2 separate regions of the Homo sapiens genome follow, and region 1 is linked to region 2. The links are chromatin loops, found by intact Hi-C in ENCODE. Cell type or tissue: endothelial cell of umbilical vein. All regions are shown on one strand. Links, peaks and the distances in the headings refer to the core of each region. The heading gives the core; the rest is flanking DNA. Region 1 overlaps STEAP2-AS1 (STEAP2 antisense RNA 1). Region 2 holds the start of CFAP69 (cilia and flagella associated protein 69).

Region 1 (12,083 bases), core at 2,098-10,097, 66 kb after region 2:
AATTTGGTATTAAAACACTATTTTGCTGGTGCTTGAAAACTCAAAAATCTCCATTGTCTATAGTATAAAATACAGAATCTTAAAGCTTTTCTCTAGTGTATTTCCAAATTGCCTACCTTATTTTACTTATTATGCCTCTATGTTAGCCCTCTTTTTCTATCCTATTGGCCTAGAATATGTCATTTTTAGTCCTGACTCTTGTGGGACTCTACTAAATCGTCCATCTTTACTAAATGATCCATCGGTTAGATCCGTTTCCTTTTGAAACCTTTCCTGAGCTTTCCAAACTCAAAAAAACTCTACCTTCTGTAATTATTTATGACACTTATTATTATTCTCTTGGAACATGCATACTACTTTGTATTGCCATCCTTTCTAGGGTAACTTCTGGATGATTTTGTATATGCACAACACCTAGGAGTGTTTATCCACAATACTTGGAAGTGTCTTACATATTTGGTAAGGTTGTAATGATGGGTGGGCTCATTTCACTTAGACTACATGCCAATAGTCTACCTGAGAGTGTTCCCGTCCTTTCATGAATAAAGTAGTGTGTATTTCCTTTTGGCAGAGGCATCCTTGCCAGCAAGATACTAGGAGTACACATTTCTACCAGGAAAGCAAAATACAGACTGGAAGCCAAAACTCAAGGAATTCTGGCCAAAGATGTAAAGAGCCAAATTCTCTCAGAAATGGTTTCCCAGAAGTAATTTGTGCTGACTATGCTTCAGTTCAAACAAACTCTTTTAAGAGCAAAATAGCAGTACGTGATATATCTAACCATTGTAGATAGCTAGCTTGAAGTAGGAGTATATATATATATATATATATATATATATATATATATATATATATATATATATTACTGTTGGCTAAAATAATCTAGATTATTGCTTCAGCAATCCCGTTCATTTTGAAAAGTAGCAACTCATTTTCTGCAGCTATGTAGTAGTAAGTGCACATCGTTTTAGAATTGTAGTGTCTTTCTAATTACTGAACAGCTCTTGTCTGGTGTGGACTTTGGTTGAAGCTAGTGTGTTGAAGGTTTCTTTTTAAAACTGAGTGCCATAGTATAGTGACACTAATATCTATATTCATATTTATAATTATCCAGATATATAATAAATGTTTATTAAATGCAAGCTACGTCTCTCACAGAATGAAAAGAAATATAAGCCATTGTCCTTGCCTTTAAGAAGTTTGCAATATGGATAGCTAGATAATATGTGTTACTTATTGAAATATGAATTCATAATAGAATAAAACATTTATCATTATTTAAGAATGATACAACAAAAATACCATGAGAGCGAAAGGGAGAGAAAGGAGTTCCTTCAGGCTGGGATGACTATAAAAATCTATATGGAAGTAAACTCTGACTTGCACTTGAAGAATGGGTAGACTTTGAACAGGAAAGAAGAGAGAAAAGTATTCTTGGTGAATGAAGAATGTGAACAATGTGAACAAGGCCATGGAGTCAAAGTCATTTTAGGAAGAAAGTGAGTAAATTGACTTTTTTAGGGAGGTATAAAATTGTAGATTAGACCAGAAGAATCTGGGTTGAGATTATAGAAAAGTGTGAATGCCAGGTAAGCACTAAGGACTTACCTTTTAAGTGTGAGGACCCATTTAGGGAAGATTTTGAGAAAAGAAAACATATGATCCAAGTTGAGTTTTACTGAAGTTAATTTGTCAGCTATGTACTGTTTGAAAAGGAAGATAGAGACAGTAATATGAGGATGTTTAGAAGACCAAGAAAGCAGTTGAAATGTGAGGTAGAATAGAGGATATATGTAGTATTTCCGTTCAGCATCCCCTCTTTTCTGATTCAGTGATTCAGGTGGAGATGACACCATTTGCCCTCAAAAGCCATAGGTAGGCCGGGTGCGGTGGCTCACGTCTGTAATCCCAGCACTTTGGGAAGCCAAGGCGGGCAGATCACAAGTCAGGAGATCGAGACCATCCTGGCTAACATGGTGAAACCCTGTCTCTACTAAAAATACAAAAAAATTAGCCGGTGTGGTGGCAGGCACCAGTAGTCCCAGCTACTTGGGAGTCTGAGGCAGGAGAATGGTGTTAACATGGGAGGCAGAGCTTGCAGTGAGCCGAGACCACGCCACTGCACTCAAGACTGGGGGACAGAGCGAGACTCCATCTCAAAAAAAAAAAAAAAAAAAGCCATAGGTAGAGCACATGACCCAAGTCTGGTTAACTAAGGGAGTCCATTTCTCTGGTCATAATTATTGGTTCAGAGATGGGCACATGATCTAAACTAAGACAGAGTTATCTCTAGAACTTTTCCTTCTAGACCTATGGAGAAAGATGTCCTCTTCCCAGTGATCTTATCAGTGGTCATCTATTCTGTTACCTTGTGTGGTGGCCAGCCTCCATGATATTCCTCAATGGTTCCTCCTAGTATTCATGCCCTTGCATAATCTTCCTCCATATTATATCAGAGTTTGTCTGTGTGATGAATAAATGTACAGCAGAAGTGATGGTATGCTGTAAACGAAACTGGGTAGGAATGGATGCTACGGAGTCCAAATTGGAATTAGCAACACTTGATAACTGGATTTTTAAATGCAAGGGAACACAAAGTTTTTGAGTTCGATAAAATGGCTATGTCATTAACAGATGTGACAAAGTCTGGAAGGGGAATTTTTTGCTTTGTTGTTGCGAAAGATGGGTAGGGGAGATGAATTTATTTTCGGGTTGAGACCCTTGATAACAATATTAAGAACAATGGCTGGTATTTACAAAAATGAATAAACTACCCCATAAAATAGTGAGTTATCTGTCCTCTGTCACTGTATATATTCAGGATGTTGGAAATTGGACGTCTTTTAGTAATACAACATATAAAGTCATTTCCAGTTAAGAGATTTGGTTACTCTGTTTCTACTAGTTGTCTCTCTCTCTCTCTCTCTCTCTCTCTCTCACACACACACACACACACACACACGAAGAAATTCTAAAAGTAAATGGAGACAATAGCCACAATCTTCCCTACCATAGACCTCTTAATAGTTTTCTCCCTGTTTCTCATTTGTTGTTTCATGTGAATTCTAATCTCTACTGGAGCATGCCCAAGGTATTAAGCCATTTTTGCCTTGCTGTAAAGTAACACATGAGACTGAGTAATTTATAAAAAAAGAGGATTAAGTGGCTCATGGTTCTTCAGGTTTTACAGGAAGCATGGTGCTGGCATTTGCTCAGCTTCTAGAGATCTGCTCCCATGTTCCAAACACCTCCCACAAGGTCCTACTTCCAACATTGGAGATTATATTTCAGCATGAGATTTGGGCAGGGACAAATATCCAAACTATATTCCCAGCATGGTGGGCAGGCTGGAACTAGGATTGGAGGCTTATGGTCACACTCAACTTTCAACTTTGCAAATTATTTCAGTTTCATTCTTACTCGATTCTATGCTGGGTAAAATTGGCCATCTCACAAAATGCTCAGAAAAACAAAAGGTGCTCTGGCAATGACAAACCCATGTGTCCTCCTTCCACTAGAAATGATTTTATGCCCTATAAATATCTTTCTCTATATTATCCAATATCCTTTAATTCCCTTTTTCCTCAATTTTCTTTCCTTTTTAAAAATTTATAATCTATTTCTTATTTCTGAAAAAAAACTTTTTCTTTAACATAATCGTGAAGCAAACAAGATACATCATTTGAAAAAACAAAACAGAAATGTAGAACAAGGAAGTTAGGCTAGATAAACACTAAGATTTCCTTTAGCTCATAAACTTAAATAATAAATCTTAGGCATTTTGTATTCAGCATCAATGAACTCCTTGAATAATAATGGAAAATATTTTTAATGATAAAATTATACAAACTATGTTTTTTGATGCTTTTTCATCCAATTGTAAAATTCTAAGAACATTTAAAAGGTATTTATGGGCTTGAAAAAACTGACATTCTTCTCTATTAAGTATCTTATTCATAAGAGGCCAAATCTTGATATTCAATAGAGTTTGTGCAACACAGCAAACAAGGAAGTGGAACAATGCAAAGAAAACAAATTCATCACTCCCCTGCCTCCCTTGCCCCACACCTTGGAGTCACTGAATACTTTTTCTTTGAAGTCTAGAAAAATCTCTTCTTGCATGATTTGATTGGTGCCTTCCCTAGATATTTTGCATTTACTTTCCCTGCATTCAGTTGAATATTTTCATGAAAAATAGAGCCTTGTTCAAAAACATTTGTTTTTGCAACTGTGAAAGATCTAGCAAAAGCACTGGTAATTTTAGTGATTTTCTAAAATCACACAGCAGAGTTTTTGTCATTGGAAATACACTACTGGAAATACAAAGTTTTCTTAAGTCATGTAGGAACATCAAAAGGACCAAGCTGATGCAATATTCACATAACAATTGTTTGATGAAAGCAAGGGAATTTCCAGTCAACCATTTCTAACCACACTTCACCTGGCTAACATTAGGGCTATTTGACTTTTTAATTCTATTTGCATTAAGAAAGGCAAGCCAAGAGAGAATCAAGAGTCAATTTGTTTCATAACTTTCCTTGCATGATGCTGTTCTTTTTCTCTGTTTCTCACTCTAGCTTCCCTCTTGTTGACAGTTCATCTCACATAGGCTGTTTATAATGGAGAAGAAATTATCTTTCAGGATAAAGGCAGAATGCCAAAGTGGGTGGCAAACTTTTGGCAGTATTCTGGGTTTTCTTAAACACAATGCACATTCTTTTTCCTTTATCCCCTTAGAAGCGAAAAATGAAACTCACCAACTTTTATGGAACAAATTTAGTTCAGCCTTCAGCTGACCTAGTGTTCTTTTTTTCTGTAGTTACCTCATGTAGAAGATTCTTGAGCATTCTTGTGTAAGATTATTAAAAAATATATTTTGCTCCTTTTTTTTTGGTATGACTTTGCAGTATACCAGTGTAACTTAACAATAAAATTCCTCTTTTCATGTCACAAGTTTGGTTGCCCTAGTTTAAAATTATATGTTGAATTATGAAAATCAAGCATTTATTTACCAAGGAGAAAAGAGAATTCTACTTTGGAATTGTTTATATAGGCTTAGTGTAATTTCCCACTCATATTTTTTTCCTAACAAGTGGTCTGGAAAGCCATTCCTCCTCTACTAGTGATATTATACAAATGTAAAGAAAATCTGAAATCATTTTTATTTTCACTGACTTCTCATGAATGAATCCCAATTTCTGTATTATTTGCTGAAAAGAATGAAAAGATTGATTTTGTCAAAATGCACTACTGTGAGGAAAGAAACGTGGTTTGCGATTGAATAATAGAGTAAAATACTGGCCTATATTAAAATAGTTGGCCTTAAAGAAAATTCGGAGAGACTAGATTTGGATTGTACATATAAAAACAATATGTTATTTCTCTAGCCTATGTAATATAGATTTAGAAAACTAGTTAAGTATAGAAAGCTTAGGCAATAATGGGCTATTTTGTAGTTGCATTTCAAGTTTTTGAAACAATTTTCATTAAGTTTCACATTAGATTTGCTTTTTGTTAAGTTAAAAAATAAATCTCTAAAAGGAAGAAATGGTGGCTGTTCACTCAAAAGCATATCTCACTATCTTGACTAGTCCATGGGATTTTAATAGTTATTCTGGAAATACTTTTGAAGAGGAACTATCAATGAAGTTTTGCTTAATTGTTAGGGCTGGGTATCTAAAAACTGAAGTGAAACCCAGAGATGGGTCAGGAAGTCGTAGTGGTGACTAACAGAGGTGACTAATGGAGGTGTCAGATTGTTCATGGCCTTCTGTGCCACCAGAAAGAATTTTGCCATAAAGTATTTATGAGCAGTCATTGAACAATGCCTGGATGTGGGTTTTTAAGTGTCTCTTTTCCTAGCACTGTTACATACTCTATTCTTTTGGTAACCCGAAGCAGTCGCAGAACTTACTGAGCTGGTGAGCTCATTAGGCCAGGACTGAAGATTCTGCCAGGCGTGGGGAGATTTGCTTTGTTTTGCACCTTTGGACTCTTCTCCAAGCCTTCCAATGACACAGATGTACATACTTTATCACAAACAGGAGAAAACACGAGAGTATAGAAGGATTGGTGCTGAGCTGTCAGCATGACATGGTGGCACCAGTACTGGCTACAAAGTCAGGAGGCCTGCCTCCCAGCCCTTGTTCTGCCACCCACAAGCTCATGACTCTGGAAAAGTCTCCGTATGCTGGCTTCATTGTCAGTTATCAGGGAGACTTCATAGGGGTTTATAATTTGAAATGATGCTAGTTAGCATTTACAGATATTATATTGGATTACAGATATTAGATTATAGATTATATTACAGATATTGGATTATAGATGTGTAGACATTAGAATGTCTTCGTATAAATGCTGCTTCTTATGAGAGACGGATGCTAGCTGGATTTTAGAGAAGCAGTTGGGTGATGATACATTGGCACCAGCCCATTTATAGCTGGGACCAGAATTATAATTGCCTCTTTCCCTTCAGAACATGAAGCTTTGTGAGAAAAATGATAATTTTAGTACACTTAGCTCACTATTGATGACATCCCTTCTAGCAATACCATCTACTGCCCAGCTTTTTCTAGAGCCAAATCTTAGCAATGTGCATAATCACCTACTTTGTCTCCTCAATTATTTGGAATCAGATTCTTCTTTCCAAAGAAAAAAGTCTGTTTCTTCCTTATGGAAGTTTTTGGGATTTTTCTCTTTATCCTTGGTGGCCTGAAGTTCCATCAAGCTTGCAAAGGCGTGCATTCCTCCCCTCCCTCCTCAGCCCCTTCATCTTACAGAGGTTTTGCTCTGAAGTCTAGTGTCTTTCTCTAGCTCCAAGAAATTTCCCTCCATTATTTATTTGTTTTCTTATTTTATTGCTTCTATTGCATCCTTCTGAAACTTACACAATGGGTATTTGAGATCATTTGGGTCTCTTTTCATGCCCCTTAACTCTTCTTTAAAGTTTTCCATTTTATGAATTTTTTCTTTTGAACTGTGTTCTGGGAGAATCCCTCAGTTTAGACGTTTAGTTCTGTAAATTAATCTTCAGCTATATCTATTTTGGAAATTAGTTTCCCTATTAATATGTAAAGTTTTCTCCTTTTTGGATCCTGGGTGTAAATAGTTAATCACACCATCTTAATTCATAGCACAGTTTTATAATTTGCCCATGTGTCTTGTTTCATTCATTCATTCATTTTTAATTTGTATAAATTTAGGGAATACAAGTTCGTTTTCTTAAATGGTTATATTACATAAAGGTAAAGTTTGGGCTTTTAGTGTAACCACTACCCAAATAACGTACATTGTACCTACTGAGTAATTTCTCATCCTTTACTCCCCTCCTACCCCTCTGAATCTTTTGAGGCCTTAGTCATGAATTCTTTGTCTAGGCCAATGTCCAGAAGAGTTTTTCCTAGGTGTTCTTCTAGGATTTTTTTAGTTTTGGGTCTTAAATTTAAGTCTTTAATCTATCTTGGGTTAATTTTTGTATATGGTGAGAGATAGGGGACCAGTTTCATTCTTCTACATTTGTCAACTTGGTTAAAGATGAGTTGGCTGGAGGTACATGGCTTTACTTCTGAGTTCTCTATTTTGTTCTGTTTATCTATGTGTCCATTTTTATGCCAGTACCATGATATTTTGATTACTATATTTTTGTAGCATAATTTTTTTCTATTTCTTTTTTGTTCTTTTTTTGACTGACAGTTTACCCTGATAGAAAGCCTTGTAATATAATTTTAAGTCGGGTAATGTTGATGGCAGCAGCCGCCTGCCTGGAGTGGTGGCTGCGAAGACACCAGCTGCAGGTGGGGAGGCGCTGCCTTGGCTTTGAGCTTCATGGAGCTGGTGAGAGCTGGGAACAGGCAGAAGCCTCATGCCCTTCCGAATTGGCAGTGCAGAAGCCTCAAGCTTCCCAGGTACAGCTGCAGCCACCCAAGCCACAGCTGTGGACCTGGGCATACCTGTGTTCTTGGGGGCCCAGGAAGCCCCTCTGCCCCCTCAGGCTTGGAGGTGTCTGCTCCCACAGCCTGGCTTCTCCCCACTCCTGGTGCCTGCTCTGATCTTGAAGCAAAATTGAGGCTGAGCCTGGGTGCTGTCACAATCTGGGTGGGTGCACATGCTTGGAGCAGTGCTGACACACCAGACCCCTGCTGCCTTGGCGCCCTTCAGACTTTGGGTATCAACAAGCACGGGAGAGGGTGAGGGGGGTTGCTGAAGGCAGCTCGGCACTGGCCTGCAGTTGCCTCTTGGCACAAACAGCCTGAGTGCTATGGATGACAGCAGGAGGCAGGGCAGAAAGAGGCAGGTCCCTAGTGAAGCCCCACCTTTGAGCCATGGATGGCCTGAATCCAGAGGCCTGGCTGAAGAGCCAGGATGGGAACTTATGGTGCTTTCTCTGGGCTCCCCATGGCCACCCATGAACCAACCACCACCCCTTCCTCCCCTCTGAAGCCCATAAAACCCCTGGGCTCAGCCAGATCAAGGAGATGATCAGATGACTGCCTGTGGAGAAGAGCTACCCACTCCAGGGTCTCCTCTGTCACTCAATAAAGCTCCTCTTCACCTTGCTCACCTCCACTTGTTTGCGTACATCATTCTTCCTGGATGCAAGACAAGAACTCAGGACTTGCCAAATGGGAGGGCTAAAAGAGCTGTAACAAAAACAGGGATGAAATATGCCCCTTGCTCACCACGTTGCAGGCAACAAGAAAGAAAGAAGAGAGAAGGAGAGACAGCTGTGGCCCTTTGGGGATCCCAGACCTAGGAGCTCCCCAAACCAGGGCTGTGCCACCCTCTCTGAGGCTCTGCAGATTCCTGGCATCTCCAAGCTTCTGGGTGCTACCGCATTCCCTGGTGCCAGCTGTGGAAGCTGCTTCAGGTATGCCTGGTCCAGATGCAGCCTCATAGGGAGCTGGCACCCATGCTGGCACCTGGAGCTGCCAACCTTACCACAGCCGGTGTGCCTGGCTGTGCCCAGTGGCTGAACCCCACTCTCACTCACATACCCCTTGCTACTCTGTGCCTGGCTCGTCCTTGGTAGGCATGAGATTTGGGCCAGTGGTGTGAGCCAAGCACAGCCTGCCAGGCCAGGTGGGTGGAATGAGCCCAGTGGGCCTGAGTAAAAACCTGGGGAAATGTGCCACCAGCCACAGAGGTTTTCCGGCTGGCAAAGCAACACCCCAAGGATCTCATGACAGTGTGATGCCTCTAGCTTTGTTCTTTTGGCTTAGGATTGCTCATTTGTTTATTTTACTTATTTATTTATTTTTGAGATGGAGTTTCACTCTTTTTGCCCAGGCTGGAGTGCAATGGCACGATCTTGGCTCACCGCAACCTCTGCCTCCCGAGTTCAAGCGATTCTCCTGCCTCAGCCTCCTGAGTAGCTGGGATTACAGGCATGCACCACCATGCCCAGCTAATTTTGTATTTTTAGTAGAGATGGGGTTTCTCCATGTTGGTCAGGCTGGTCTCGAACTTCCTACTTTGGGTGATCTGCCTGCCTTGGCCTCTCAAAGTGCTGGGACTACAGGCGTGAGCCACCATGCCCAGCTTATTTGTTTATTTTTAAAACTTTCATCCTTGACGCGTGTTCCCATTCTCCCCACCATTGTTTCTATTTAAGATATTTCATATATGTTCTTAAATATGCATGTCTTTTTGTATGCCAAAAGGTATTTTGTTGTTTTCCATGAGTGTTTTTCTTTTTTTAACTTAATAAACAGTGTTTTACTATGCAGAATAGTTTTTTATAGTTTAAAAAATATTTTGTAACTAAACTGGGTGTGGTGATGCTGGTCTGTAGTCCCAGCTGCTTGGGAGCCAGAGGCAGGAGGATCACTAGAGCCCAGGAGTTAGAGTCTAGCCTGAGCAACATAGTGAGATCTCATCCCTAAGAAAAAAAAAATAGTAATAATAGTCTTAATTCCAAGAATCCCAATTGTTTCTGTTTTTTTCATAGCTGTCATATTTTTGCTAATTAAAGTAATATATTCTCGAATACCTCCAAATAAATTATACTTAAAAAGTCTTATTCTGTTGCTGCCATTAATTTTCTTCAAGTTTTAGTTATTCAGTTATTTGAATCAGATGATCCTTTCTAATGATGTTAATTTTCCCCAAGTATTTGGTGATAATTTGATTGTCTGTTAATTCGGGTTCCACTTTTGGTGATAAAGAGGGAGCAGTAGAATGTGTGGCCCGGAGGTCTACTGTATTAGTTTCCTAGGGTTGCCCTAACAAACCACAAACTAAGTGGCTTAATAGAAATTTATTTTTTCACAGTACTGGAGGCTAAAAGTCCAAAATCTAAGTACTGTCAGGCCATGCAACCTCCAAAGCCTCTAGGAGATTATTTTCTTCTTCGAGCTTCTCTGCCTCTGTCTTTTTATTATTATTATTAAGAGACAGGGTGTTGCTCTGTCACCCAGGCTGCAGTGCACTATAGCTCACTGCAGCCTCAAACTCCTGGGCTCAAGTGATCCTCCTGCCTCAGCTTCCCAAGTAGCTAGGACTACAAGTACATGCCATTATGCCTGGCTAATTTTTTATTTTTTTTGTAGATACAGGGATTTGCTATGTTGCTCAGTCTGGTCTTGAGCTCCTGGCCTCAAGCAATTCTCTTACCTAGGCCTCCCAAATTGTTGAGATTACTGATGTGAATCATCATGCCTGGCCCTCTGTCTCTCCTTTCACATGATTGTCTTCTCTCTGTGTCTGTGTGTCTTCATGTCTTCATATGGCATTCTCCTCTCTGTGTCTCTCTCTTCTTCTTCTTCTTTTTTTTTTGAGATGGAGTCTTGCTCTGTCACCCAGGATGGAGTGCAGTGGCACGATCTCGGCTCACTGCAACCTCCACCTCCCGGGTTCAAGCAATTCTCCTGTCTCAGCCTCCTGAGTAGCTGGGACTATAGGTGCCTGCCACCACACCTAGCTAATTTTTGTGTTTTTAGTAGGGACGGGGTTTCACCATATTGGTCAGGCTGGTCCCAAACTCCTGACCTCAAGTGATCTGCCCGCCTCGGAATCCCAAAGTGCTGGGATTACAGGCGTGAGCCACTGTGCCCGGCCATCTCTCTCTTCTTACAAGGGCACAAGTCATATTGGATTGAGAGACCACCATACTCCATTGTAACCTCATTTTGACTAATTACATCTGCAATAACCTATTTCCAAATAAGGTCACATTCTGAGGTACCAGGGATTAGGACTTTAACATATCTTTTTGGGGGGGCATAATTTAATCCATAACTATGGGGAAGTAGTTTGTTTACTGGGTAAACATGGGCTTCCTGTCCTTACCTTGTACTTTTTCCTGAAGCTATTCTGGGAGTCTCCTATTTCAGTACTCTTACTTTAGAGACCTGTACATGACACTTTTTCTTGGTGGCAAATGCTCTAGTCAGACTTCCCTTTTCTTCCTGTGCCTCTGCTGTCACTGTGGCAGTCTTGCTGTACTCTGCTTCTCAGACTCCAATACTGAAGCCATGAGCCTTTCCCAAAGCCTTTTAGCTTTGTTTATAAATGAGATCTGTAGCCAGCTGTGCAAGTCTTTGGGTAGAAGGGTCACTGGCCAGATCTTCTGATGGTAGTCCTTTAATGATTCACCCAATGTTTTCTCGGTGGTTGATTTAGCTTGCTTACTTGGAAAATAATACTCATCTGCGGTTTTCTTAGAAACTATTGCTGCTTTTTGCAATAGCCTCTATTTGAATCTTGTGGTGCAGTCTCTATACTTGTTTCTTTTAATCTGATCTCACTGTTGTCTCCTCTCTCCGAGATGTTTTTTATGTCCTGGAAATTCCTCAAATAATCTGGTCCACTGATGCTACCCTTTTCTGTTTTTCAGTATGCTATGGTGCCTTCTTTAGCCATAGCTTTTCTTTAATTTCAGTGGGATTTCGGTGAAAAAGAAGATGAATCGTATGTGTTTACTTTGCCGTAATTACATAGCATAAGGCGTTGATCTAAACTAGAGGTAATCAAAATTGTTTTATAACGGGCTGGATAGTAAATATTATAGGCTTTGTGGGCTATAATGTCTGTGTTGCAAGTACTCAGTACTGCTGTTGTAGTGCAAAAGCAGCCATAGATAACAC
Region 2 (12,083 bases), core at 2,063-10,062:
CCTTGAATAGGTAGCAGCAACTGGTATAGACAACAGCAAATGGAATTAAAAACATCAAGAGGTAGATTCATCAAGACCTAATGAGTTACTGGACGCAGTGGGAGAAAGAAGGAAAAAGCTGAAGACAATTCCCTGGCTTGAGGAATTACATAAATGATTTCACCATTTCCTGAGACAGGGAATGCTGGAGGAAGAGGTTTGTGTTGGGGGTTGGAGATGAGAAAAATTTGGGGCAGAGGTTTCTGAATCATAGGCTTAACGTGACAATTGAAGATTTTGGGTAAATGAGATCACACAAGCAGAGAATAGAAACAAAACAGAACATACATATGTAAATACCAAAATACTATCATCTTAAGATGTTTATGGAGAAATTGTAAAAGCATTCACAAAACCTTTTAAGATCAAAAGTTTAATAAATTGCTTTGAAGACAATCAGACTTACTTCATTCAAATTATAGGATGAACTTATTTCCCACTTTACCCAGGGACATTTCAGAGGGAGAAACCTGCTCATTTGATACTCAGTTACAGGGAAAGAGACTAACACTTATAGTGGTCCTTTCATGTGTCTGGCATTTTTGATCTCAATTAGTCTTCAAATCTACCAAGTAAAGGTAGCACTATTATCCCTCTTAATGAAACTGAGGCCCTGGGACCTAACTTGTTAAAGCCACGTAGCTATTAATAATAAATGGGCCAGCAGGTCTGTCTAATGTAGAAACTCTGGTTCTTTGTTCCTTAGTTCTCTGCCTGACTCCTCAATGGACAACCAAGGAGTCTCTCTCTCTCTCTCTCTCTCTCTCTCTCTCTCTCTCTCTCTCTCTCCTCTCTTTAAAGAGTGGGGGTCTCCCTATGTTGCCCAGGCTAGCTTTGAATTCCTAGGCTCAAGCGATCCTCCTGCTTCAGCCTCTCAAGTAGCTGGCACTATAGACACATGCAGCCAACTACAGAGGTTATTTCTTGCAAAAACCCTATAAACAAGGCTAGACAATTTTAAGCACACAGTTCATGGAAGTATTACTGACAGTGACAGGATATGATATCAACTAAAAGATTGTGGAAGTTCTCATGGGTTCTCAGAGGGAGAGCAAATTTGAGCAAGGAAGTTCAGGCATGATACCTACGCCAGTCAACTAATCATTATATTAATTGTTATTCAAAGTGGGAAATGAGGTCCTCCAACTAGCAGCACAAGCATCACCTGGAAACCTGTTAGAAAAGCGGAGTGCTGGGGTTCATCTAAGACCTACAGAATCAGAATCCACATTTTAATAAGATCCCCATGTGCTCCATATGCACATTAAAATTTGAGAAGCACTGCTCTAAAGGGGGTTGGGATACTTTAGAATGAGGGGAACAAAACTAAATAGAAAATAGATAAATTAGATATCTTGTGATTTCAACATATGATTAAGGTGAATTTCACTGCCAATCCCATCACTCTCCAGGGGATAAAGCACCCTTTAAACTACATTACCTCTACCTTCCTGTAGGAAGCCAGAGCCACATAAACACTGGGATTAATACTAGAAAAACAATCTGAGAACTATCTTCCTATTTGGTAGGTTTTGATACCCAGTGTATTAGTCTGTTTTCACACTGCTATGAAGACACACCCAAGACTGGGTAATTTATAAAGGAAAGAGGTTTAATTGACTCACAGTTCCACCTGGCTAGAGAGGCCTCAAGAAAAACAGTCATGGCGGAAGGCAAAGGGGAAGCAAAGACCTCCTTCACAGGTGGCAGGAAAGACAGAGAGAGAGAGAGCAAAGAGGAAGAACCTCTTATAAAACCATCAGATCTCGTGAGAACTCACTATCATGAGAACAGCATGGGGGAAATCACCCCCATGATCCAATCACCTCCCACCAGGTCCCTCCCTCAACACCTGGGGATTACAATTCGAGATGAGATTTGGGTGGGGACACAAAGCCAAACCATATAACCCTGTAAATATCATCTGAATTTATTTAATAATTTAATAAAGCTGTTATGACTAGAGTCATTAATAATAGCAGAAAGTTACCATTTATGGGGCACTTGGAATGTATGTGCTGGGCACTGTGCTAAATGCCTTACAAATACTTTAATTCTCACAATAATTCGATGAGGTAGGCATTTCTAAAAATATCTTTTACAGATGAGGAAACAGACACAGAAAGGGCAAGCAACATGTCCTAAGTTCCTCACAATTAGAAAATGGCCACCAAAATTCTGGTACTATTTTATTGTTTCGAAACTGGAAAAGTATGATAATCACTTTAAAAAAGAAGACGCTGGAATCACTACAGTAGGGATTATCAAAATTTTTATAGAGAGAAAATTTGAAGATATAATGTTTACATAGAATATGTCTATGAGAAGTTCACAACATGGAATGAAAATAACAATTCAAAATCCCAGATTCCTAAACTATTGTTTTCCCTATTTACTAATAACTTTACTCATAATCTATATTTACATTTTCCATAATTCTATCAGAGAACATTTCAAAGTTATTAAAGTTAGAAAAATCTAATACTCTGTGAATATCATTTGTAGTAGCTTAGATAGAATTTATAGGCGCTATTGCCTTTTACAAAGTTATTTTTGTGAAAGATGCAGGAAAAAAATACCACTTAATGCAGAAGTAAAGCATACACACAGAAAAATCAGCAAAATAACCCGTACATTTTACCTGCTGCCTTAGGCAGCAATATTCAAGCCTATTTCTTTAATTACTAAAAACTAAGGTTAGGGTAACTGAAAGGTTCAATTTAGGTCTGTAATAAAGAAAATGATATAAAACAGCTATCAAAAGCCCAGGTAGCCAAAGTAGCATTTCTATATTAGGAAATCCAGCTGCAACTTAGAAACATCTCTGAAGGGATAAAGTGAGCAGACCGAAATCTGCATTAAAGCAAGTAAGATTTCAGGGGCATCCAGTCTCACTCTCACATCCTGGAAGCCAGTGGGAACAATCAGAATTCTAGAGAATCCCTTAGCTTTAAGGCCCAAATAACTTTATGAGCTCTAGTTCCCTGGATAAAGGATGATGACAATGACAATGATGATGTTGATAACTGCTTGTTTTCAATTATATATATAGGTCTCTCTATAAGTTCTCTATATTATTGTATAAGTTTGCTTATATATTATTTCTTTTTGTTTTGTTTTGTTTTGTTTTTTTGAGACGGAGGCTCACTCTGTCGCCAGGCTGGAGTGCAGTGGCACAATCTTGGCTCACTTCAACCTCTGCCTCCCATGTTCAAGTGATTCTCCTGCCTCAGCCTCCCAAGTAGCTGGACTACAGGCGTGCATCACCATGCCCACCTAATTTTTGTATTTTTAGTAGAGACGGGGTTTCACCATGTTGGCCAGGATGGTCTTGATCTCCTGAACTCGTGATCTGCCCTCCCCAGCCTCTCAAAGTGCTGGGATTACAGGTGTGAACCACCACACCCGGCCTATATATATTATTTAATTTAATCTTTACAATGGACATGAGTACTGTCATTATCTCCATTTGATAGAAAGGTTAAGATACTGGTCTTTGGTCACATAGCTGGTAAGTGATGAAGCTGACAATGAACTGAAGTAGTTGTGATACTCTCACCTTTAGCCACTAGGATATACTGTCTCAGAAGCACACACAGGCAGAAGAGAAGTTTGCAAATGTGCAGTGGTTTGAAAGAACTGGAAACAGTTCCCAGGATCTTTCCTAAACTGGCCTAAGGCAGAGGCCTAAAAGGTTATCATTTTTTCGTTCCAGGGTCTCTAGACCCCCATTCTATGAGTAAAGAAACTGAGTAACTCAGTTAACTTCTCATGAACTTAGGGTTCTCATTTGTAAAAACAACCACAGGCAAAAAACAAGAAGGCTGAGGATCACTAAGATTTCTCCCAGCTATAAAAAGTTCCTATTCTATTTCTTTGGGGAGAAACTACCTTTTTCCTCAGTACTTCGAAAATGTTACTACTCTTAGAATTAGTAATTAACAAGTCAGAAACATGAATTAATGCAAATTGATTGCTTTCTTCTTGGAAGAGAATCCTAGGCCCTGGAAAGAGCAGTAGTAATGAAAGAAAAGAAAGAAAATTAAAATGGGGAGAAAATGCACACACATATACACAGGTATACTTGTTTCATTTGGTATGTTTTGGACTATTTTGGCAATGGCTTTTAAAAAGTATTTTTCCCTAAAAAAAAAAAAAAATCCACGCTTGCTTGCCTTGTATAACGTTGCCCAATTTTTCTTGGAGCAAGTAAAGGAAGACTGAGAGCCATCAGTTATCAAATTCACATACTTTTCAGTTTTGCCCCTTGCCTGGGAGTATGGCTGTATTGTTGATCTTTCTTGCAGCCCAGGGAGTGGAGAGCTATTGTTCCTCAAAATTCTCCCCGCCCAGAGGGGAATAGGTCCACAAAATCGATTAGGCAAATTCCCCTAACACCTATTTCTCCTCATGCAAAATGCTGTTGCTCCGCAGGTTACTGCGTAAATGTCAGACCTCAGAGAGCTCAACTCTATTCCCCAGTCAACTGACCACTCCCAAGGAACTCTCCAAGGCTCCAGGATGTGAACGCAAGAGACAGGGTTCCTGACGCAGCCTGAGATTTGAGAAGCCTCAACAGGAATTCCCACAGTGGCCCCACACCATTAGTGTGAGGCAGGACAGGGTTCCTCCAGGAATTCGCGGCTTTTAAGGCACGATCAGGGCTCTCTGGGGGATCAATGGAATCCTAGTAGGAAACAAACAACTTGGGGTTTCTAAACACCTCCGCCTCGAATAGAGATCCAAGGGCCTCAAATGGAATTTCTCAACAGATCAACTTCCAAGAGTGAATTTTGTATTCATAACAAAAGCAAACCCAAAACCAAATACAGTACAAGCATAATAAAACAAATCAACTCTATTCTCTCCCGGTTCTCTCCGACCCAACGTGTAACAACCAGCTTCCAATTTCATATTTTAAAAATGCTTAATTTCTAATTTAACAGCGTTTTCCTCCCCTCTGGGTGCAGGCTTTAGTCGCAGCAAATTTAAGCATGGGAAAATTTACATCTATATCAAGAACATCACTCGGTAACAGGGATCTACGTATTAAAAAGTTCAGTTCAAACTGATCAGGTCATCAAATCAAGATTTTGCTAAGAATGATTCCTTTCCTCCCTGTAGCTCTATGACCACTTTTCGAAGAAGCGCGGCAAAACCCCGCCTACTCAGTTTGCTAGGACCCTCCAGGAGGACCACACAGCGCTGGTCCCCAGACAGGATGGTTGACAACAGCCAGCCCCTCGCAACCGGTGCAGTTCGCAGGGGGTGGGGGATCAGGATTAGCTCTGCGCTTGGAATCTCCATCCCGCGGCTTCCCCCATCTTCACTCCTGTCCCCAGTTCCACCCTTGCCACCCCCAGGTCTGGACCCCGTCTCGAGACTTCACTCCCACCCCCTCCACCTCTGAAAGCACAGACACCTGCTCATACCTGCGCCTCATCGTCCTCCGTCACCACCCCAACCACCGGGATTTGACTGGAACTGCTAGACTTGTTCCTGATGCCGGATTCCTGGGCCTCGGCGGTCGCCCCGGCTTCCTCTGTCCACATGGCCGGTGGCGGCGGGGTGGAGAGTGGGGGGATCTTCCTGTCCTACAGTGCGCCCGCAGCCGCTGGGCCCAAAGAGGCCCCGCCACCGAGAAGGGAAGGCAGCCTGAGAGTCGCTAGAGTCGCGAAAGGTCCCAAAATTCCGCCAGGGGCCTAGGCCACCGCCATACAGTCCGCTTAGCGCCGCTGCCGCCCCCCAGTTGACCCAGACCTCTGATCCCGGGCCGGTTGTTAACACAAGCCAGCGCGTTGCTAGGGGGCGGGGCCAGAGGCTACGGAAAGCCGGAGAGCCAAACCACCCCAAAGCCTAATTGCACTCCGCGCCCGGCAGGGCGAGTTTGCAGGCTTGCGGTAAGGAGCCTGCAGGATGCACCTCGGTAGGTAGCGGGGAGTGGTGCCTTAGGCTCCCGGTGTGTTTCGGTCTTCATAGTCTTGCTTCAAACAGGCATGAGTGGGTGGAGGGGTGAGGGATGTCTATGGGATACGTTAGGCGTGATACGATGGACGGATAGTGTTGAAAGCGTTTCTCTCACCCCAGGGAAGTGACCAGTCTCGCTTACATTCCCCAGCTTTTATCTGTACTTTAGTGGCCCAACTGGACAGTTAAATAAACAAACATAAAAGGTATTGTACAGAATGTTAAAAGGCTTTTGAGTCAGTTTATTGAATCTAGAGCGAGTTATCCCTTGAAGTCTCACTTTTCTCATCTGTAAAATAGGACTGTTGTGAGGATTGAATGAGATGACAGTGTTTGTTAAGTGGTGCTTGGCACAGCATCCCGTATGGTCAAGATTATCATTATCTTTATTACTGTTTGAGAACTAAAAATTAAATCCTAAGCCCCACAACCGACTGAACGGACCCCCTTTTGGCCAAGAGGACCCCCGATAAACCTTAAAAGCTGAATTCCTCGCCCTGACGGGACGGAAGGACGGACACGCCTCGCTATACCCCCCTACCTCCTCCCTTTTCACGTCCCCCTCACCCCTGGTTTTTTGAGACAGGGTCTCACTGTGTCCCCCAGGCTGGAGTGCAGTGGCAGGATCGTAGCTCTGCAACCTCCAACCTCTGGCTCAAACGATCCTCCCGCTTCAGCCTCGGGAATAGCTGGGAGTACAGGTGCACATGCCACCAAGCTCGGCTCCCCCTCCCTTTGAGGGCTTAGACTCAACAACTGACCAGCATTAATGTTAAAATGGAGATCAGAAGGCTAACAGAATGGACTCTGTGGCAATAACAAATTATAAGCAAGACCTAAGGCCATGCCAGGCAAGAGTTAAGTCACTCACACCTACACTTAAAGAATAACCTTTGTTTTAACTGCTGCAATGTTTTTATTTTTCTCTAGCTGTTAAATAAGAACTGCCCTCGACATAAGCAATATTGAAATAATTGCAGCTCATCCATGGCCAGATGTTGACTAACAAGACCCTCCTGTTCCACAAGTCATAACTGCAGGTTTGATTGGACAAGGGACCGATTCAGTAACTTTCCCCTGATAAAAGACCACCCACTATGGACTGGTTCTGGCAGGTTTACAGAGACTGAGCACTAGTACATTCATGTCTCTGCTTCTCCTTTTGATGTATAGGGACTGTAATGCATTTAAATGTTAAGTTTCCACTCCACAGTGAGCATGGGATGCATGTCACATGCATGTTTATTCAGCACCCCTCTTAGTGAAGATTCACAGCTCTTCTTACAATCTGTTGAATATGTCTGTTTAGCCAACTCATTCAGCATAAAGCTTCTGCTCCAACCCCACCTCCTTCAAAGTGCCTGTTGACTGTCTCTGTGGGAGCCTGGGCTTCCCAGCCTGCAGAATGGCCAGCCTGCAGGTTGTAACTCATTATAAGAAACAAAGTCTCCTTTCTAAATTTATAGATCTTATGATTTTTCAGTTGACATGTTGTTGCCTATCCATTGTAGACTGAATAATAATACAAGAAGGGTCAAGACTATAATGGAAAGCTTCTCATGATGATCATCAGTATAATTTAATAACTCAAACACCATAACTGAAAATTTAAAAAACTCTAACTCTTTTAATCTGTTTTTTAAACTTTCAAAAATTATTCAAGATTTAAACGTGCATTTTTGTATCTTCCATAGAATTTATGAATTTAAAATTACATATAAATTCAATGAAAATAAATATTACTTCACTTCTCAGAGCTTCTCTCCTCATTTCTAGAATGAGGTTGATAAGTGATTTTGAAGGTTCCTTCTGCCTCAGACGTTGAATATTTCTGGCCCTAAAAGAAAAATGGTAACACTAGATTAGGACTGGCAGCATTTGATTGTAAATCCTAGCCGAAGAGACCAAGTTTTGTTGAGAGTAGTGAGCATTTCTAGCACCTGTTTCCACACTTCTAGTCATTCTTCCGCTTTTCTCATCCTCAGCCCTCTGAAACTGTGAGATCACCAACACTTGGGGTCAAAGTCTATTAACATTTTTCAGTTCTCATCCTGTTATACTAGTCTGTAGTATTTTACACTGTTGACCCCTCTCCTCTTTTTACAACCCCCTTGCCTAGGCTTCCACATTCTTTTTGTTTTTCTTTCATCTCTACAGCTACTCATTGGTATCTTTATGGGCCCAGCATGCTTCTGCTGCACCACTCTGCTGCCTAGCTACTGATAGATATCTTTAGAACCATTCTTAGGCCTTATTACATCTAGAGGGCAGTTTAGTAGGTCTAAGGTTGCTTCCACCTAGGGAAAGTGCAAAGCATGTTAAGTGTTTTATTCATATGACTTAAATTGCTGTTACACAGTCCAAGTAAACCACATCGAAAGGAGACTGAAACTACTTGGATGAATACAATGGAATCCTGTGGAATGGCACCCCAAACCAAGATGGTGGCAGAGAGCTGACAATTGGATTATTTGCATATCCTTTGTGTGGTCATCCTAGCATCTCAGGATCAGGAAAGATGAAGAGGAGGGAGGGGAAAGGAAAAATTTCCACTTAAAGTAGAGCTTGCCTAGGAGACATCAACTGACTCTTGTATTTTAACAGCACAGGCTGAAGCTGATAAGGGTCTTTAAGCCTCAGTAACCTTAGACAGGCACCTTCCTCACTGGACCTAACTGAAGAGACTTTCCTGACTAGTGAACAATGGGATATTTATTTTATTTAACCAATGGTGTAGAGACCTATATATTCATTCTGCCCCATATCCAGAGTGCCAGTTTCCAATGCTTAATTAGCATAAGCCCCATAAGCTCCCCACTTCTAACATTTAAAAACCCCTGACTTTCCCTCCTCAGTGAAATTCTTCATGGAGTAAGTTCTCTTGCTTGGCAAGTTAATAGACTCAGCTTTGTAATTTTTTTTTTCTAGCTCTAACGGTATTTGTTTTACTCATGGACAGGTGAGAAGGACAAGGGTAGAGGAGTCTTCAAACACCCCACAGCCAGCCATCTTGGGTGAATTACTGCAGTTTTCGAAAGGTGCCAGCAGGTTTCCTCCCGCATAACATTTGCATTATGTTGTACATGCCACCGTCTTCAGATGGCTAATCCCTATGAAATTCAGTTAACATGACATTTTCTAGGAAACCTTTACATCCTTTGCTGTGTTGGGTGCAACCTTGTCTGTCATTCCGTTTTTGTACTCATCACATACTTAATGGTATCAACTGGTTCAGCAATTGGACCCCTTCCTACTGTACTGAGATTCTTGAGAGTCACTTTGATATGCACCCCAGACCCTCAGCATACTGTCTAGAGCAGTAGTTTTCAAAACCTAATGTGTATCAGAATCGTCTGGAGAAATAGTTAAAACAGAATCTCAAGCCCTACCTGCAGAGTCTCTGCTTCAGTAAGTCTGGGTGAGGCCCAAGGATATGTGCTTTTAACCAGTTCCCAAACAATGTTGATGCTATTGGTCTGGAGAACATACTTTGGGACTTCCTGGTCCATATCATACTAGTCACTCAAAAAATGTTCATTAAAAGATTTCAAGGATTATAAATTACTTTTTATTTTGATTTGAAGCCAAATTAAAGCATTTTGTAAGTTATCCAAAGTAAGGTAAATACTCCAGGTCCTTGCTACTCAAAATGGGGTCCTTGGGCTACTTGCACTGGCATTACTAGGGACTCTGTTAGGAATGGAGACTCTCTTGCCGCCTGGTGGACCTACTGACTCAGAATCTCCATTCTGAGATTCTGATCTCTCAAGATCCTCAGCCTCACATCAAAATTTGAGAAGCACTGCTCATGTGTGTGAGTGTGTGTGTGTGTGTGTGTATGTTTATGTGTGTTGTCATTATTATTGCTTTGGAGTAGTTTTAACAGCATCCATAAAACTGGTTTTCACTAATTATTCCATTCGTGGATTTTCCAAGTCCTTTGTTCCCAAATAATAGTGGGTTTACTTTTCTTCTTGGTAAGTGCACAAAGATTAAGCTTCATAAAAGCTTTAACTTTATATTTGGTATGTTGACTTAATTTTAATCATTATTTAGTGATTCTTCTGTTATGACACAAAAACACAGAAGGGTGAAAGGGTGAAATGACTACTGAAGGAGTAAATTATTTCAGCAAAAAGATAAATAGCAGAGAAACATGGGAAATGAGTTATACCTACAGAATAGAAATGCTTGAATGTGGTAACAATTCTACAGAATTTAATATCTCTGTTAAGTTACAAATTGCAATTTCTTAGTAGCACCTGTAGACTTAAAGATTAACTAGTAGTTTTAATAATATATTGACTTACAAGTTTTACTTTTAAAAGTAACAAAGAAAGCTAAAAATGTTTTAAAATAAATATATTGCAAATTGTGGTTCTATTTTCCTTCTGACTTTTTCTTGTTTGTACTCTGCCTAATTAGCAATGTTTAGTAAAATTATAATTATTTCTAATCATATGAATAATTATATATTCTTGAATTAAGAATATGTCTAATAAGTATTTGAGACTATATATGAATTTTATAGTCTCTAATGCCAGATGTTCTAAATGTGCAAGCAAATGTTATTCCTTTCTGAATTAGAGTAATTTATTTTAAATAAAGAATGTTTATAGCACATATGAAATCTAGTCATAGTTTTTAGTAGGTTAGCTTTAGGGAAATTCTGTAAGAGAAGAAATGCATACAAAACCAGAATTTATTATACTTAATTTTTTTTTTTTTTGAGACAGGGTCTCACTCTGTCACCCAGGCTGGGGTGCAGTGGCGTGATCTCTGCTCACTGCAGCCCTGACCTCCCTGGGCTCAGGTGATCCTCCCACCTCCCACCTTAGCCTCACGAGCAGCTGGAACTACAAGTGTGTGCCACCGTGTCTGGCTAATTTTTGTTGTTTTTTGTAGAGATGGGGTTTCACCATATTGCCCAGGTTGGTCTTGAACTCCTGGGTTCAAACGATCTGCCCACTTTGGCCTCCCAAAGTGCTAGGATCACAGGCGTGAGCCACCGCTCCCAGCCTATACTTCACTGTTTTAAAAAACTTTTTCAGGTTGACAGCACAGAAACAAAGCCTAAAAACAAAACAAAAGTAATTACCTCTTTCCAACAGAATCATTAATGTACATTTGGGAAGAATAAGCACGTGGAACAGAAAACGAAAGTAAAAGAATAGTCACCCCTGAAGACAACCATTCTAATGAAAAGTATACTAACAATAACCCAAACTGCAAGTGATTTTTAAGTAGGAAGCTGCAGGAACTACTCGTGTTTAGTGGAAAAGTAAACAAATTGAAAGTAAAAAAAATTAAAAGAAGAATTTATAAAGCGCTTTTACCCAAAGCTTCAGTTCCATGACATGGGAATAATTATATGAAAAAAAAATGTTCCCGAGATTTTAGAACAACTATTTATTGTGTTTAAATGGTGGGTAGTTATAGTGCAATAACCCCAGGATAGAACTGTCTTTGTTGTGGAGCAAGATTAATCAGACAGGTTTGTTCCAATGACATTAATTATTTGAGTTCTATATCTAAATTGACTTGTTTTGATTCTATGAACCTTGTATTAGTTTTTGAAGACTGCTGTAACAAATACCACAGACTGGGTGGCTTTAACAACAGAAATTTATTTTGTTACAGTTCTGGAGGCTAGAAGTTGAAGACTAAGGTGTTGGCAGGATTGGTTTCATCTCGAGGCATCTCTCCTTGGCATGCCGTCTTCTCCCTTTTACTTCACGTGGTCTTCCCTCTGTGCATGCCTGATTCCTAATCTCCTCTTCTTATGAGGACACCAGTCATACTGGATTAGGGCCCAACTGTATGACCTCACTTTACCTCTTTAAAGATCCTATCTCCAAATACATTCTGAGGTAGTGTGGGAGTTAGGATTTCAATGTATCAATTTTGAGGAAACACAGTTCAGCCCATAACAGATCCCAGTATCTTTTGAATTATAACTTCAATTCTTATAAACAGCAGATTCAAGAATAAAGTATGTTTAATCAAGGCACAAATGGTATTCTCGCCTACAGGACACTGATATTTCACACAGTAGTGCTGAGTTACTATTTTGATTT

Evidence for each region. Hi-C counts contacts between places; a loop is a spot of excess contacts. Peaks named below come from ENCODE experiments on the same cell type or tissue, not always from the same donor. Only the 100,000 strongest peaks of a DNase experiment are listed, where the experiment ranks them.
Region 1: it touches region 2 in a loop (2.3-fold over the local background); 9 of 110 quality-filtered maps call a loop at or near these places.

What each region holds. Positions count from the first base shown.
Region 1 is chr7:90,172,789-90,184,871 of GRCh38, reverse strand. All of the region lies in intron 2 of STEAP2-AS1 (STEAP2 antisense RNA 1), which reads left to right. Among named protein-coding and RNA genes, the nearest start is that of STEAP1, 24 kb to the right of the region's middle. RefSeq lists enhancers at 4,139-4,640, 5,859-5,908, 5,919-5,978, 11,452-11,541. In endothelial cell of umbilical vein, for the core only: no CTCF peak of the experiment used is centred there; DNase peaks (open chromatin) are centred at 4,041, 4,561 and 5,791; H3K27ac peaks cover 3,215 bases.
Region 2 is chr7:90,238,933-90,251,015 of GRCh38, reverse strand. CFAP69 (cilia and flagella associated protein 69) reads right to left here and starts at 5,842. Exons shown (of 23, transcript NM_001039706.3): 1 at 5,472-5,842. The coding sequence starts at 5,591. It overlaps LOC107986819 (a long non-coding RNA gene), which reads left to right and starts at 5,885. Exons shown (of 2, transcript XR_007060423.1): 1 at 5,885-5,939; 2 at 6,937-12,083. It also overlaps a transcript of STEAP2 not described here. RefSeq lists an enhancer at 4,465-4,977. In endothelial cell of umbilical vein, for the core only: a CTCF peak has its summit at 5,896; a DNase peak (open chromatin) is centred at 5,865; H3K4me3 peaks cover 1,318 bases; H3K27ac peaks cover 223 bases.